Regions from separate parts of the Mus musculus genome. Here region 2 is linked to region 1. The links are chromatin contacts, found by Hi-C in ENCODE. All regions are on one chromosome and are shown on one strand. The core of a region is the stretch at or near the end of the contact, and the rest is flanking DNA. Distances in the headings are between cores, read along the strand shown. Region 1 holds the start of Fabp5 (fatty acid binding protein 5, epidermal). Region 2 overlaps Wwtr1 (WW domain containing transcription regulator 1).

Region 1 (7,067 bases), core at 1,751-4,250:
TTTTTCAGCCTTTCCCTTCAGGGTCATGAACTGAGTCGCGCATAGATAGCTCAGAAACTGCGCGGGCCTCATCTGTTCTCAGGTGGCCAGAGGAAAAGCCTCAAGGAACGCTCGAGCCTTCATTTCTTTCCACCCGTGGAAAGCCCTGCTTAAGCGGGCCATTGACACGTCCCTGCAGCTCTAGTGGAGGAAGAGCTGGAGGAAGTAACACAGGTGCTACGGTTTTCAAAGGAGAGACCTGCATGCTTAGAGTTGATTTAGGTGAATCAAGAGTCTAAGGCCTTTCCTATGGATTCTTGTTGGCCTCTTCAAATCTGACCCTTAACTCGGGCTCATTCCGAAAGAAATGTGCACATTGTTGAAGCCATCTGAATGTGCCTAAGAAAATACTAAGCTTCTAACCCTAGACATGGCCAGTGGGCTAAGTGTGAGCTGTGGTCAGGGACGCATGAAAATCTGAATGTAACTACTAGGTTTGAAGGCGGCATCTATTTCAAAGGCAGGCTTTCGATTGTGTGGAGAGTATTGAGCATGTTCGAAAGAACAAAACAGCAACTTCGTAGTGAGATGGGAGCCATACTGTCAGATTAATGTATATGTCAGAAACAGTCACAGCCAATATTTGCAATGTGGACTGATGTATGAAATCGGGAAACGCAGGACACAGTGTGTGAATGCTAAAGACTGCAGTCGTGGTTCTGTGTACACATATTCACATAACACATGCACATGGACACATGCACACATGCACACAGACACACAGAAACTTGTAATAAAGGGGATGTAGGCCGTGGAACTTCTTGCAGCATGGTAGAGGCTTGTCAGATTTTAATTGTGTGAGGGATGATACAATAATTAGTGTCTTGGCAGGGTGGCTGTGGCCTCTTCTCTTAGCTTCCTTATAAGCATCATGAACAAAGGACAGGCAGGTGTGGTCCTGTTTCACAAGATCTTTCGTGAGAAACTCCTCAGTGCGATTCCAGTTCTACTACTCCGCAGCACCGGCTCTCTTAGCCTCGTCTCCTCTCCTGTGAAACTGGGATAACTTCCTCAGGAATCGCAGGCATTAAAATTCATCCGTGCAAATGCCAGGAAGGACCACAGAGGGAGCAGTAGAAACTCAACAAGCTGACCTTGTCTCCGTGGTGATAGCCCGTCTGGGTGGCGACAACTTCATTTCAGCCCATGTTACCTCCAATGAGGTGTGGGAGCAGGCAGGAAGATTCTGTAAAAAAGACAGTCTGAGAAAGGTCATTCCACACACAGAAGGGAACTGATGGCCTCAGTCAGTGGGATGTCGCAGCTCAGGACACATCAATATATGTATGGCCTTAGTAGAGAATGTGGCACTTCATGTATGTATGGCATATTTTGAGCTGGTCTGAGAAGCTGCAGGCCTTTGGATAGCTTTGAAAGGACGTACTTTAGACAAAGAAAATCATAAGTATAAATTGTCGTGCATTTGTGTGTGTTTGTGTGTGTATGTGTGTGTGTTTACGGGCCTGCATGTGTGCACATGTATGTGGAAGCTAGTAGTTGACATCAGCTGTCTGCCACGACAGGATCTCTGACTGACCCGGAAGCTTGCCAATGCCGGGTGGGCTGTACCAGGGAGCTGCAGTTCTAGGTGCAGACACAGCAGCAGCTTTTGTGTGGGTGCTGTGGATCTGAAGGAGTCTTCCATCCTGGGTTCACTTCCTCAGCTGCAGGGCAGCGTGACTGCAGTAAATTCACTTAGAGTTATTGTATATATCCAACCTAGTAAAAAATTATGGCTCAGCTGCCCTCAAACAGACTTAGGACATTTACATTGGCCTGTGGTTGGGCAAATTATCTAATACAAACCTGAATCCTAACAAAGCATGGACTATCACAGGTGGCTTACTAAAAATGACACTGAAAGTGAGGATCAGTAACTGTGTAATGACAACTTCCGCAAGGGTGTTGGCCACACCTGTAATGTCAGCATGTGGTAGCTGGAGAGTGATGGTCAGGAGCTACTAGCTGCATATGGAGTTAGAGGCTAGCCTGGGCTACATGACCGCTCCATAACCTTTACTCAATTCCTCTTCTCACTGTCTCATAAAATGTGCTCCCTTTGTCTCCCTGTATCTCTCCCTGCCTCCCCTCCCCACACACTCAGATTCTGTGACTGGCGATGGCATCTAACTGTCAGCGGATTGTCCTTGGAGCCTTATGTTTTGTGGGACTTCAGTGCATATCAAAGTGATAATTTTTTTTTTATAGTCAGTATATTCTAGGCAATTTACTAATTCATAGCTGGGCCAGCCACCCTCAAAGGATGGAGGGAAGTAAAAGTTTTGATCCCTGATCGGGGAATAGAAGCTAGTAAGATTTTTCAGGAAGTGACAGTTACCTAAGCTGAAACTTGCTAGTGTAGTGGAGAAAACAAACTTGTAGAGCATTGTAATCTCCCTTAGAGACTGCTGCCAGGATTGTCTAGCATGCACAGACAGACAACCAAGAGGCCCCAGTGAGGCCCCAGGAGGCGGGAGGGTGGGGTCAGAAGGTTCTTTCATGAGGGAGTAGGATGTAGGGCTAAGGAGATTGCAGTTTATTAATTCAGTAATCAGCCATTCAATTCCTATAGCGCCAAGCGATGGCTAATTTGTTCCTCCCAGGTACTTATCAAAAGCAAATGGAGGCGGCAGGACAGTGGGACCACGGCGCGCAGGCTGTCCTCAGATGGCGCGGGTGGGGGTGGGGGTGATCCCTGGGCCCACGGGACTGTGCCGCAGCTGTCACTAAGGGAGGCACAGGGCGCGCCAGACGAGTCGCAGCTTGCAGGAGCTGCGGGAAACGTGACGTCCCAGTCCGGCGCAGCCAGGCCAGGGTGGCACCTTCAGACCCCCCAGCACAGCCCAAGGCGCACAAGTCCGGGCGTGGCGAGGGGCGGTACCAGGCTGAGGCGCGCCTCCTATTGGCTGCCCGACACCACCCCCACACCAAGGACGATATAAGCGCAGATGGCGCCAGGAGCGGAACAGCGCCCTCGCCACCGCGTCTCTGCTGCTTTTGTGCTCTCCCTCCCACCATGGCCAGTCTTAAGGATCTCGAAGGGAAGTGGCGCCTGATGGAAAGCCACGGCTTTGAGGAGTACATGAAAGAGCTAGGTGAGATTTTATCGCCGAACCCCTCCCTGGCTCCTCATCCTTGTGGGGATGTGTTGGTTCCCTTCCACCATGCGATCGGGGGAGCTGCAGGGAGCACCTTGCGGCAGTTAGGATGGAGTGCCCGCCTTTGTCGCCGGCTCCGCACGTGGTGGGTCACCCCGCTTCTCCCCTTTTCTGCTTCTTGCCCCCGAAGCAGCCCCTCATTGCTTCCGGCCCTTCACAGGTGCGTGCCAGCGGTACTGCTGTGAGCCCCCTACAAACAGCCCCTCAGTTGCCTCTTAATGTTATCCCCACTTCTCTTCCTATCCTCACCTGTGCCACCGTCCTGCCCCATCATCCTCCCCTGGCGTGGCAGCACTCACTCTCCTTTTCCCTTTGCCCCATCTTTTGTTCCTCGATGGCGCCAGTCCCCTCCACCCCATCTCCGCCTCAGAGAGGACACCGCGTGGTAGGGCGTGGTTTCTGCAGAAGCTCTTTAGAGGCTATGAATGATGCTGCTTATATCCCTTTCTCTGCAGCACGTCTCAGGTCCTCTCCTCGCCGCACTGGCTAGGCGTGGCGCCCGCGGCGCTGCACGGTCGACAGCTGGTGGCATGTGGGCGAAGTGCGGAGACATCCATTGTGCATGGTTGTTGTCTTGCGACCGTTCTGTTCTACTTCTTTCTCTTGATTCTGGAGGGTGAGGAGCAAGGAGACTTGGGCCTGGCTGGAAAACTATAATCAGAAACTGCTGTTGCTGGGCCGTGGCTGCCAACTGCTACAAGATGGGTGTGGCTTTGCAGCAAGCACTTGCTCCTTAAAGCCTAACCAGAGAGTGGGCAAGGTTCAAATTCACCCTCACTGGAAATAGTGCCTCGTTGTCTGTTGCCAGTTTTGCCTACTCTTAAGATAGGGATGCATTGGTAAACACAGAACAGACAACGAAATCGACACTTGTCACAGATGCTAGGAAGTGGGATGGGGTTAACGGAAAGGTACTCTCTCGGAAGAGGTACTGCTGGTAGGAGGAGGCAGCTTCAGGCGCTGCTGTTCACAGTATTCCTCCCTGGTTAAGAACCAGCCTTAATTCTTTTAAACATTCAGCACACTATGGGGCTAAGTCTGGCTCCTGATGAATCCTGTTTGTGCTAACGCTATTGTCAGAATGTGGATGCATTAGGGGTTTGTGTCTTTCCTTGTCCACAGTGGAAAGCCGCACAGGTGTGAGTGAGAGCCAGTAGAGAGCACTGTTTGAAAGCAGCTGGTGTTTATGCTGTGAGTGGCTAGTTCTCCAGATTGTGGCCTTAGGAAGGTTATAGGCCTTACCCATAGGTTCTGGGCAATGTAGAGGGGAGCACAGCAGAAGACTCACAGGGACACGGGAGCCTGGCTGAGCATCCTGCTTGGACGAGTGTCTCCTTTCTTGTGAAAGTATCCCAGGTTCCTTATGAGTGTTACCATCAAGGACACGGACATAAACCACTGCATAACCCAGAAATGTGGAACTCCATACTGTGAATAAACAAACCACACAGCATAAAAGTCAACCAGATACTCAAATCGTACAGTGTTTCCAGATAGCAGCACGTCAGGTTCCTAACATACAGAACAAGCCTTACCATGGAAGCTCACATGGTCACACAGCTTTGAAATGTTTGTTCTTTCCCTGGGTGTGTTTTCCCTCTACTTATTGACACCAGAGGCATGCCACTCACTTAAAATACTGTGCTGTTTGCATTGAAAGCTTATTTTAAAGCATCTACCAACTGTTTTTTTTTTGTTTGTTTGTTTGTTTTTTTTTTTTTTTTTTTTTTACTTACATTGTTGTTTTGAGAACACGGTCTCTCTGCAGCTTAGGCTGACTTTGAACTGTTGACCCTCTTACCTCCATGTCTGGAATGCTGCTGGAATTACATGTGTGTGCCACCATGCCAGTCCTGTCATTTAAGGTTAGGGAGTAAAGTCTTGCCTGACTTTCTGAGGGCCAGTAGCTCAGTGGCTAGTAGCTGAGATTAGAGTCTTGTTGTGAGCGGGACTTGCCTCGAGTTCTGCCACTTCTGGCTAAAGCCGGGCTCTCATCTGTCCAGTGGAGACATCACCCCTGCCCATCCCCAGCTCAGGATGACCACGAGGCTTACATGTGTAATGGGAGCAACATGCTAGCTATGCAGGTCGGTGAGTGAGTGAGTGAGTGACAAGAGGCTGGCCAGTGGGATGATAAGGAATGAATCCTTGCTTATATTGTACAAATTATGTCATTTTCCATCCCACAGGAGTAGGACTGGCTCTTAGGAAGATGGCTGCCATGGCCAAGCCAGACTGTATCATTACGTGTGATGGCAACAACATCACGGTCAAAACCGAGAGCACAGTGAAGACGACTGTGTTCTCTTGTAACCTGGGAGAGAAGTTTGATGAAACGACAGCTGATGGCAGAAAAACTGAGGTCAGCTACAACATACTGTGAAGCGACAGAAGCTTCTAGATTTACAGATTAAATTGCATTAACAATGTCTGTACTTACTGCCAAGGGCTGACTGAAAAAACTACTTTATGGAGTTGACTTTTGATAAATTAGTAAAAGTCCCAGGACTAAGAAATGAAGACATCTTATGAGTTTCTAGATCGAAAAGCACATAGTTGTATTGTGAACAAAATCAGTATGATGGGGTGGAGTTCAGAGAGGGAAAGGCGAAGACTTGTTGGAGTGGTGTGGGTCGTGGGGGTTCCTTCACTTTGGAAGATGATGAACTAACTACCCTGTATTTTTGCAGACGGTCTGCACCTTCCAAGACGGTGCCCTGGTCCAGCACCAGCAATGGGACGGGAAGGAGAGCACGATAACAAGAAAACTGAAGGATGGGAAGATGATCGTGGTGAGCATCAAAGCACTGGCACCATGCTGGGATTGGGCCTGCAGCCACAGTTGTCATAACCATCTCGGGTCATTGGTTCTTTAACAAGAGAAGGAAACTTAGGAGGACAATACTGAAAATAACAAGTTAGAAACGAGAGTCCTCATTGCTGAGGCAGCCCTTGTGGGGACGGAGAAGTGATGGGATTCCCAGGATGTGGCTGCAGCAGAGCCCTGAGAGCTGGCAGGCCACCGAGCAGCCCTCTCCTGGTACATTGATTTAAGTAAGGGATATTTGCCAAAACACATGAATAATTTAGAGATCATATCCAGTGCTTTAGTCTGCAGGGCAGCAAATATACATATAAACAAAACAGCAGCTCTAGGTCTTCTTGAGTTTGAATCCTGAGATGTGGTTTTTCTGTTAGGTTGGTTACAAGCGTTTATAGGATTCTGCCCACAACACATGCTCTGAAATGTACAGTTGGCCTGAGACTCTATCTTTCTTCTCCTAGGAGTGTGTCATGAACAATGCCACCTGCACTCGGGTCTATGAGAAGGTGCAATGAGGGCTTCCTCGTCATCCTGGACAGGAGTTAGCTGCCAGAGTGAATATGCTCAATTCAGTGAGCGGTCAAATGCAACAAACAGCTTCACTTCTTTGGTTTTATTTTTCATGACTGTTGAGTTCTCTTTATCACAAACACTTTACATGGACCTTCATGTCAAACTTGGTTTACCCAGGATCATTCCTTTGGTTAGTAAATAAACGTGTTAGTGCTAATTTATGATATGTGTGTGGGTTCTTCAAGGAATTGAAAATTGGTGATACATTATAACACTTAGAAATTGAAAAGCTCTCTGGTATTCTTCAGGATCCCTTATGACTGATATATCCTAGCAACTTGTAGACGTGGCCAGCTTCTTTTGCAGTGAATACATGCCCCGTCATTTAAGCTTGCCTTAAATCGTTTGAACTTTGTCAACTCAATAATTGAGACTATTCCTATCGAATGATAGCTACATAAATTTTATAGAATAAAGGGAGATCCAAGCTTACAAATGGTGTGATTATAACATCTGCGAACGCCAACGGAACT
Region 2 (7,067 bases), core at 2,176-4,675, about 47 Mb after region 1:
GTGCTGGGACTAAAGGCATGCGCCACCTGCCCGGCTCCCTGCCCTTTTCTTTTCTTTTTTTTTTTTTTTTCCATTTTTTATTAGGTATTTAGCTCATTTACATTTCCAATGCTATACCAAAAGTCCCCCATAGCCACCCACCCCCACTCCCCTACCCACCCACTCCCCTTTTTTGGCCCTGGCGTTCCCCTGTACTGGGGCATATAAAGTTTGCGTGTCCAATGGGCCTCTCTTTCCAGTGATGGCCGCCTAGGCCATCTTTTGATACATATGCAGCTAGAGTCAAGAGCTCCGGGGTACTGGTTAGTTCATAATGTTGTTCCACCTATAGGGTTGCAGATCCCTTTAGCTTCTTGGGTACTTTCTCTAGCTCCTTCATTGGGGGCCATGTGATCCATCCAATAGCCGACTGTGAGCATCCACTTTTATGTTTGCTAGGCCCAGGCATACTCTGACAAGAGACAGCTATATCAGGGTCCTTTCAGCATAATCTTGCTAGTGTATGCAATGGTGTCAGCATTTGGAAGCTGATTATGGGATGGATCCCCGGAAATCTAAGTGGATCAAGGAACTTCACATAAAACCAGAGACACTGAAACTTATAGAGGAGAAAGTGGGGAAAAGCCTTGAAGATATGGGCACAGGGGAAAAATTCCTGAACAGAACAGCAATGGCTTGTGCTGTAAGATCGAGAATTGACAAATGGGACCTAATGAAACTCCAAAGTTTCTGCAAGGCAAAAGACACCGTCAATAAGACAAAAAGACCACCAACAGATTGGGAAAGGATCTTTACCTATCCTAAATCAGATAGGGGACTAATATCCAACATATATAAAGAACTCAAGAAGGTGGACTTCAGAAAATCAAATAACCCCATTAAAAAATGGGGCTCAGAACTGAACAAAGAATTCTCACCTGAGGAATACCGAATGGCAGAGAAGCACCTGAAAAAATGTTCAACATCCTTAATCATCAGGGAAATGCAAATCAAAACAACCCTGAGATTCCACCTCACACCAGTCAGAATGGCTAAGATCAAAAACTCAGGTGACAGCAGATGCTGGCGTGGATGTGGAGAAAGAGGAACACTCCTCCATTGTTGGTGGGATTGCAGGCTTGTACAACCTCCCTGCCCTTTTCTAAGAGAGAAAAAATTACAACACCTCTACCTTGTAGGACTCTCTCCTGAGTAAGAAAGCTAAGAAATGCTGGTCAACCCCAGCTTAGTAGATGTCTTGGCAAAGCACTGAATTATGATTAGAATTAAATGTTTAAATATGAATCAACAATTATTAAGCTCCTACTATGTTGAACAAATAATTTCATGGGTCTAGAGAATGTTATGCAAGATAGTAAGTCACAGATGAACAAAGCAACACACACACACACACACACACACACACACACAGGCCTCGGCGGGAGACAGACTGAAGTTGGAGAGTGACCTAAACCAAGCCAGAGTTTGAGACCAGCTAGAACACGGAAAGACTGAAAGAAAACAAAAGCAAAGAATACAGCAGGTAAAGGATGATAAAGCATTAAGAAAGGTCTTCTTATCCAGTCTCCACACACACATGCTGGGAGCAGGAAAGAGTCAGAGATGGTTTTATCCCATAGCAGTTTTCACAGGGACTTAGAAAAACTTTGCTGTATAAAATAATCTCTTTAATGCAAAAAAAAAAAGAAAGAAAGAAAGAAAAATTAAGAAAGAAAGAAAGAAAGAAAGAAAGAAGAAAAGAAAAGAAAAGGGGAGGGAGAGAGGGAGGGAGGGAGGGAAGGGAGGGAGGCACATGCCTGTAGGCTAAGTGTGGTATGCATAGCTTTAATTCTAGCACACCAGAGGCAGAGGCAGGAGAATCTCTATAAATTCAAGGCCAGGTTTGAATCTATACCAAGTACACCAAGCAACCCTTTAACATCATCTCTGAACACAGGAATTCAGAAGAGGCTGACACAGTGTTTGAAAATTGAGTAGTACTTCCTCAAAACAGAAAGCATGCAGCCAGCCAATGCCATATTGGATAATACCCAGGACTTGTAACCTGGGAAACTTCCTCCTTAAAACAGTGTGTCTTTCAGTACAATGTAAGCTAAGAGGTTTACTAATCTGCATCGTCAGTAGCACATTTAGCAACCTAAGTACACCAAGAGAGAGGGGAAGCTAAGAGCTATAAAATCAGACCTTAGAGTTAAAAAGTGTTGAAACTAAGGTATGACCAATCATCCTGGCTTCCCTGTAACTGAGGGGTTTCCTAGGAGACGGGACTAATTTAGCGCAAGTCCCTACCAAACGGAATGGCTTGTGACTTTAGGCCTGTGACTCTCAGCAGCCCCAGGGTTACCTCATCAAGACAGAACTCTTATAGAACCAGGTGTCACAACCAGTTGATATTTAAGACTAAGGCCATCAAATCCAAATTGGCAGCCAATGTGCTTCAAATTACCCATTATTGGAGGAGGGCATATTATTTTATTAACTCTGTATGCTGTAACCAAGAAAAGGTCAGGTGATGGGGTCAGTCCATTTAGACCTGTGCTTATCAGACTTTCATTAGTAAAATGATTTTTTGTCATGAGCCCCTATCTAGCTTGAAGCCAGGGTTCCCCTATGTCCAGGGGCTCATTCAGCAGCTTGCCAGGAGCTCGGGCTTCTGTTACTACAGCCATAGTAGAATGTCAGCCCCTTTGTGCTCTCCCAAGTCTCTGGGGATCACTTTCTCCATACAGACATTTGTCAACTATTATGTTAAATTTTTACACTAAGCTTTTAGAGACTATACTCCATATTAGCTACTGCTCATAACCTCTAGGGTTCTAGCACAGACCTTGGGACACATTTTAAAACGGATGATTTCCACCAACTCACGAATTTAAGATCACACAGAGACATTCTAATACCCCCAGGAAATCTGAAAGGGCAGTTTGCACCAGAACGCTACATAGGCATCACTAAGGGGTCCCTATCCCTACCCCTGCCCTCATTCAGAAGTCAGAAATAGTTGTTAACCTAGGTTGGAGAGGACGACAGCTAGTTCCCCTTGTGCTACCTCATGAAGAAGTCTCATGCAGACCCTTTAAAAGGGTGAAAACCTGGGTCACGTTTTGATGGTGCTCTGACTGTGGTCTAATTTTACACACACAGAAGTTACAGCACTTTGTTCCTGAATTTAAAAAAAGAGAGAGAGAGAACTTAAAGTCAGGTGGACCTTTGAAAGATTACATCCCAGGATTCATATCACTGCTGTCAGGTAAGACTAGAACTGACCATGTTACGATACAGAAGCCAAGCCAAAACATACAGGTGTAAATCGTTTCTGACTTACAAACAGACCCAGTGTACCAAGTTCTCAAAATATTCCAGCAGGAAGAGCGTCTGAGTGCAGCTGCAGGTCTTTTCCTAACCTCTGTTTATATGCTATGCATGGTTTGACTCATGCTGGCCAACATCACGTGTCACGCAGCCCTGTCTGATGGAAAACACATGTCCACAGAGGAAAGGAAACCCAGCCACAATGCAGCCTTGACTTAGTCTTGACACAATAACTGCAGATGCCTCTCTTTTCTTCCTTGTGTATTTCTTAGCTTTTGTCAACAGTTAGCCACTTGTAGCTCTTACTTCCCAGAAACAGTATTTAACATCCAACACCGTCAGCAAACAAACAAACAGGAAGAAACCAGCTTTTCACTTCCGGTGCAATTAGTTCCAAACGTCTGTAAAGTATTAAACCAGTAAGTTTCACAACCCCGACTTTACACTCAAGTCTTTAGTCTTTAGTTCTTTAGTTCTTAGCTGGCTCAGTTGATAAGCACAGAGCTCAAGGACAATATACACTCAGCTAAACAGAATCTCCAAAGACTGGCACGGAGCTTGCAAGGCTGCAAGTGTTCCAGACTCTTCCAGTAAAAGAACTTACAGCCCAACTTGCAATTACTTCCCAGACAACCTTGAATTTTAAGCACCAAGAAATCATTTTCCTGCTTTGTAATCTTGCTTGCCCATTTAAAACAGTAATCTTATTCTTAGACCAGTGCACAAGTAACTGTGCTCCTCTACTCTGCTAGGAAGATGACAAAGGCTTGTGCCACCGGCTTTGATGCTCTCCTTAGACAGCAGACTCTCCGGATGTATAGTTTGCTAACCATAAAGGTCTAACTAAAGGTCACTGGCTCTTATCATTATAACATATCCAGAAAAATAAAATGGGGTGGGGCACAACAACCAACCCTCCCATTTTTGTCATATTGATTCCTGAATTCTTCTTTAGAGAGAGAGAGAGAGAGTGTGTGTGTGTGTGTGTGGTGTGTGTGTATGTGTGTGTGTGTGTGTTCACCTAAAGCAGTATCAGAGTGTGCAACCCCAATTCCACCTACTTGCTGGAATATCTCAAGATTTACCCAAAGTGATCCAGCAGGAAGCACTACTACATAGATGGTGTGCTTAGCAATTTCTAGTAAGGAACAGTAGAAACTAAGACCTTTACTGCGCTGCTCCAGAATGGCATCCTTCTGATTCTGAACGTGTTTCCATGGGTGGACACTCTCGGGAAAACAAAATTGTTTTACTACCTTTAGATAGTAAGTGTACCTTTATCCCGAAAGGACATGACAACTCCGATTCCTGCCTATTTACAGAGGTCACACAATCCACATTAAGAATGCATGAGGCAGTCCAAGCAGGTGGAGTGTTTTATAAAAGGGAACTTGCAGGTAACAATCAAACACTGGAAATTATTGGCTCTGTGAGATATCACAAAAATTAAGATGAGGCATTAACAAAGATAGCAATGGGACATCAGCACTTTTCAGTTTAGAACCACTTGGGGGACAGGGGGACCAGACACGGGATTAGAAAACTATGATTTAACCCAGGGTATCAAGATGAAGAAAGCTCATCAAACTGTGTGGCTTTGCACATCTGTGAATTTCACAGACTACTGTACCCAGCTTGCAACAAATGTCCAGTAAGAGTCAACTGCCTTAGAAATAGAAAGGATCAATATGAATAGTGGTGACTTGGGGATGTTAAACGGCATTGACCCTTTCATCGTTTCGTTTCTGATATTCTACTGTTAGATTCAGTGATGGAAAAGACAGCAGGGTCCCTTCCCCTCTGGAAAAGGGCAGTCAGACAAACAGCACATAAATAATAACTTTTTACTTAGGGACCATAGCCCAGGAAGAGGAGAAAGGAGCCCATGAGGACACCAACTAAATAGTATGTTCTGCGCATGGCAGGATGCTGCGCGTGTGAACTCACAGCCACTGTGCCTGCCTGAACAAACCAATCATTCTAACATGGAGTGTTCTGAACAAGAGTGGCCCCCATAGGCTCATGAGCTCTCACCCTCACTTAGGAGCTACAGACAGTAGACGGGAACTGAGGGAGAGAAAATCAGTTTTAACAATGTGGCTCCCGGTAAGTTGGTATTCTAACGGATAGCCCCACACAGAAGTATGTGGACACTCAAATTGGAATTAGTGGGCTATTAAATTAAAATTAAAAAGGATACAAATTGGAGGGGATAGAGAGATGGGTACAAGTGGATCTGGGAGGAGTTAAAGGAAGTGGGGGGGTGAAGATGATGAAAATGCATTGTGTGAAGTTCTCAAAGATTTAATAAAGATGCTATTAAGGTGAGAACATCCCTGACGTATGGTACTTATGTAAAAAGGATACAGTCCATGAGTTCCAAGGCAGAGGGCAAGGGGCAGCATACAGGTTCACTGCTGCCTAAAAGCTATGGAAGGCAGCACTTTAGCCTGAATTCCAGAGGCACAGGAATCTCCTTCAGACACCCTGCTTGAATGACACCAGAAATTGCCAAGTGATTCAGTCACATTAGGTCAAAGGAGGCTCAGAACTAATGTCTCTCAACTGCCTCTCCCAGACCTACATGGAGGCTGGGATCGTAAAAAAAAAAGGGGGGGGGGTGTGCAGGGGGAGTAACTCCGTCTTGTAAGGAGTGGCAAGTAGCAGGCTCTTTGCTTTTAGCACACGGCCAAGTTTGGCCCCAGGTAAAATGAACAAATGCCTATAGCTCTACATTTCATTGGGAAGGGTGAGCTTTAAAGGGCTGTGTCAGTAACAATGGAAACTACTCAAGACAGCAACTGTGGCTCTCAACGGTCTAAATCTGATCCGCGTTAAGCTGAGATCAGGCCTGCAACTCAACCTATTCTGGAAGGTTTCAAGAAACCTCCTGAGAACTCCCACTGGCCCTGCTTGACAGTGTCCAGACAAGCTTGAGGAATCACTGCTTTGTGCTTTATACCCAGAAAAAAAAAAAAAAAGAAGCATATTCATCCTCAAAAACATGTGGGCCTATCTCGCATGAATGACCTGTCTCTTGTAGGTAGACCCATCAGAGACCAGCAAGTTCAAATCCATTCGGTCACCAAATAGGGCTTCCTGTTATTCATTTTCCCGTTAGCTCCATGAGTTTGGTCTTCTTTCCATCTTTCAGCCATAGTTTCCTCTTAGTCCAATTTAACTTGGTTATTTACTTTTATTCTCTTAAATGTTACATACTATAAAAGAGGAGGAAAAAATGAATGAAAATATCAGTTTCTTTCTTTCTCCTCTTCGTTTCCCCACCAAGAAGAAATAGTGCTTTGAATAAGAGTGGCCACCGTAGGCTCATATATTTGAAAGCTTAGTCTCCAGGGTGTGGAACTGCTTAAAAGAATTAGAAGAATTAAGAGGTGTGGCCTTGTGGAGGACGTGTGTCGTGTGAGGGGAGGAGCTTTGAGGTTGCAAAAGAACATGTCAGGCCCAATCTCTCTCTCTGCAAGCATGCCAGCAGACTAAGATGTACAATTCTCAGCTACCTTTCCAGCACCATGCCAGCCACGGATTATAACAGACTAATCTTTGAAACTGTAAGCAAGCCCCCAGTTAAGTGCTTTCTTTTATAAGAGTTGTCTTGGACATGGTGTCTCTTCACAGCAATAGAACTTAGACCACTAGCATAGTTTATTAAGAAACAAAGATCCTGAAAGCTATACAAAAAGTCCTTATAGTTAAAAGGCCACAACAAAAGACATGCATATACCATTTTTCAAATA

What was found. Hi-C counts contacts between places; a loop is a spot of excess contacts on that map.
Region 2: a loop to region 1 is called in a map of regulatory T cell, with 54 times the contacts of the local background. The contact joins the enhancer-like site here to the promoter of Fabp5 in region 1. A Hi-C loop is called at or near these places in 3 of 37 maps with a recorded cell type or tissue (T-helper 1 cell, T-helper 17 cell and regulatory T cell).

Annotation. Positions count from the first base shown.
Region 1 is chr3:10,009,585-10,016,651 of GRCm38, forward strand. It overlaps Fabp5 (fatty acid binding protein 5, epidermal), which reads left to right and starts at 3,001. Exons shown (of 4, transcript NM_010634.3): 1 at 3,001-3,134; 2 at 5,387-5,559; 3 at 5,888-5,989; 4 at 6,483-7,026. The coding sequence starts at 3,056. The coding sequence ends at 6,536.
Region 2 is chr3:57,484,131-57,491,197 of GRCm38, forward strand. All of the region lies in intron 3 of Wwtr1 (WW domain containing transcription regulator 1), which reads right to left. Among named protein-coding and RNA genes, the nearest start is that of Tm4sf4, 62 kb to the left of the region's middle. Within about 2 kb of position 3,426, at least 1 of the 3 ENCODE cell types and tissues checked has a DNase peak (open chromatin) inside an H3K27ac peak, as active enhancers do.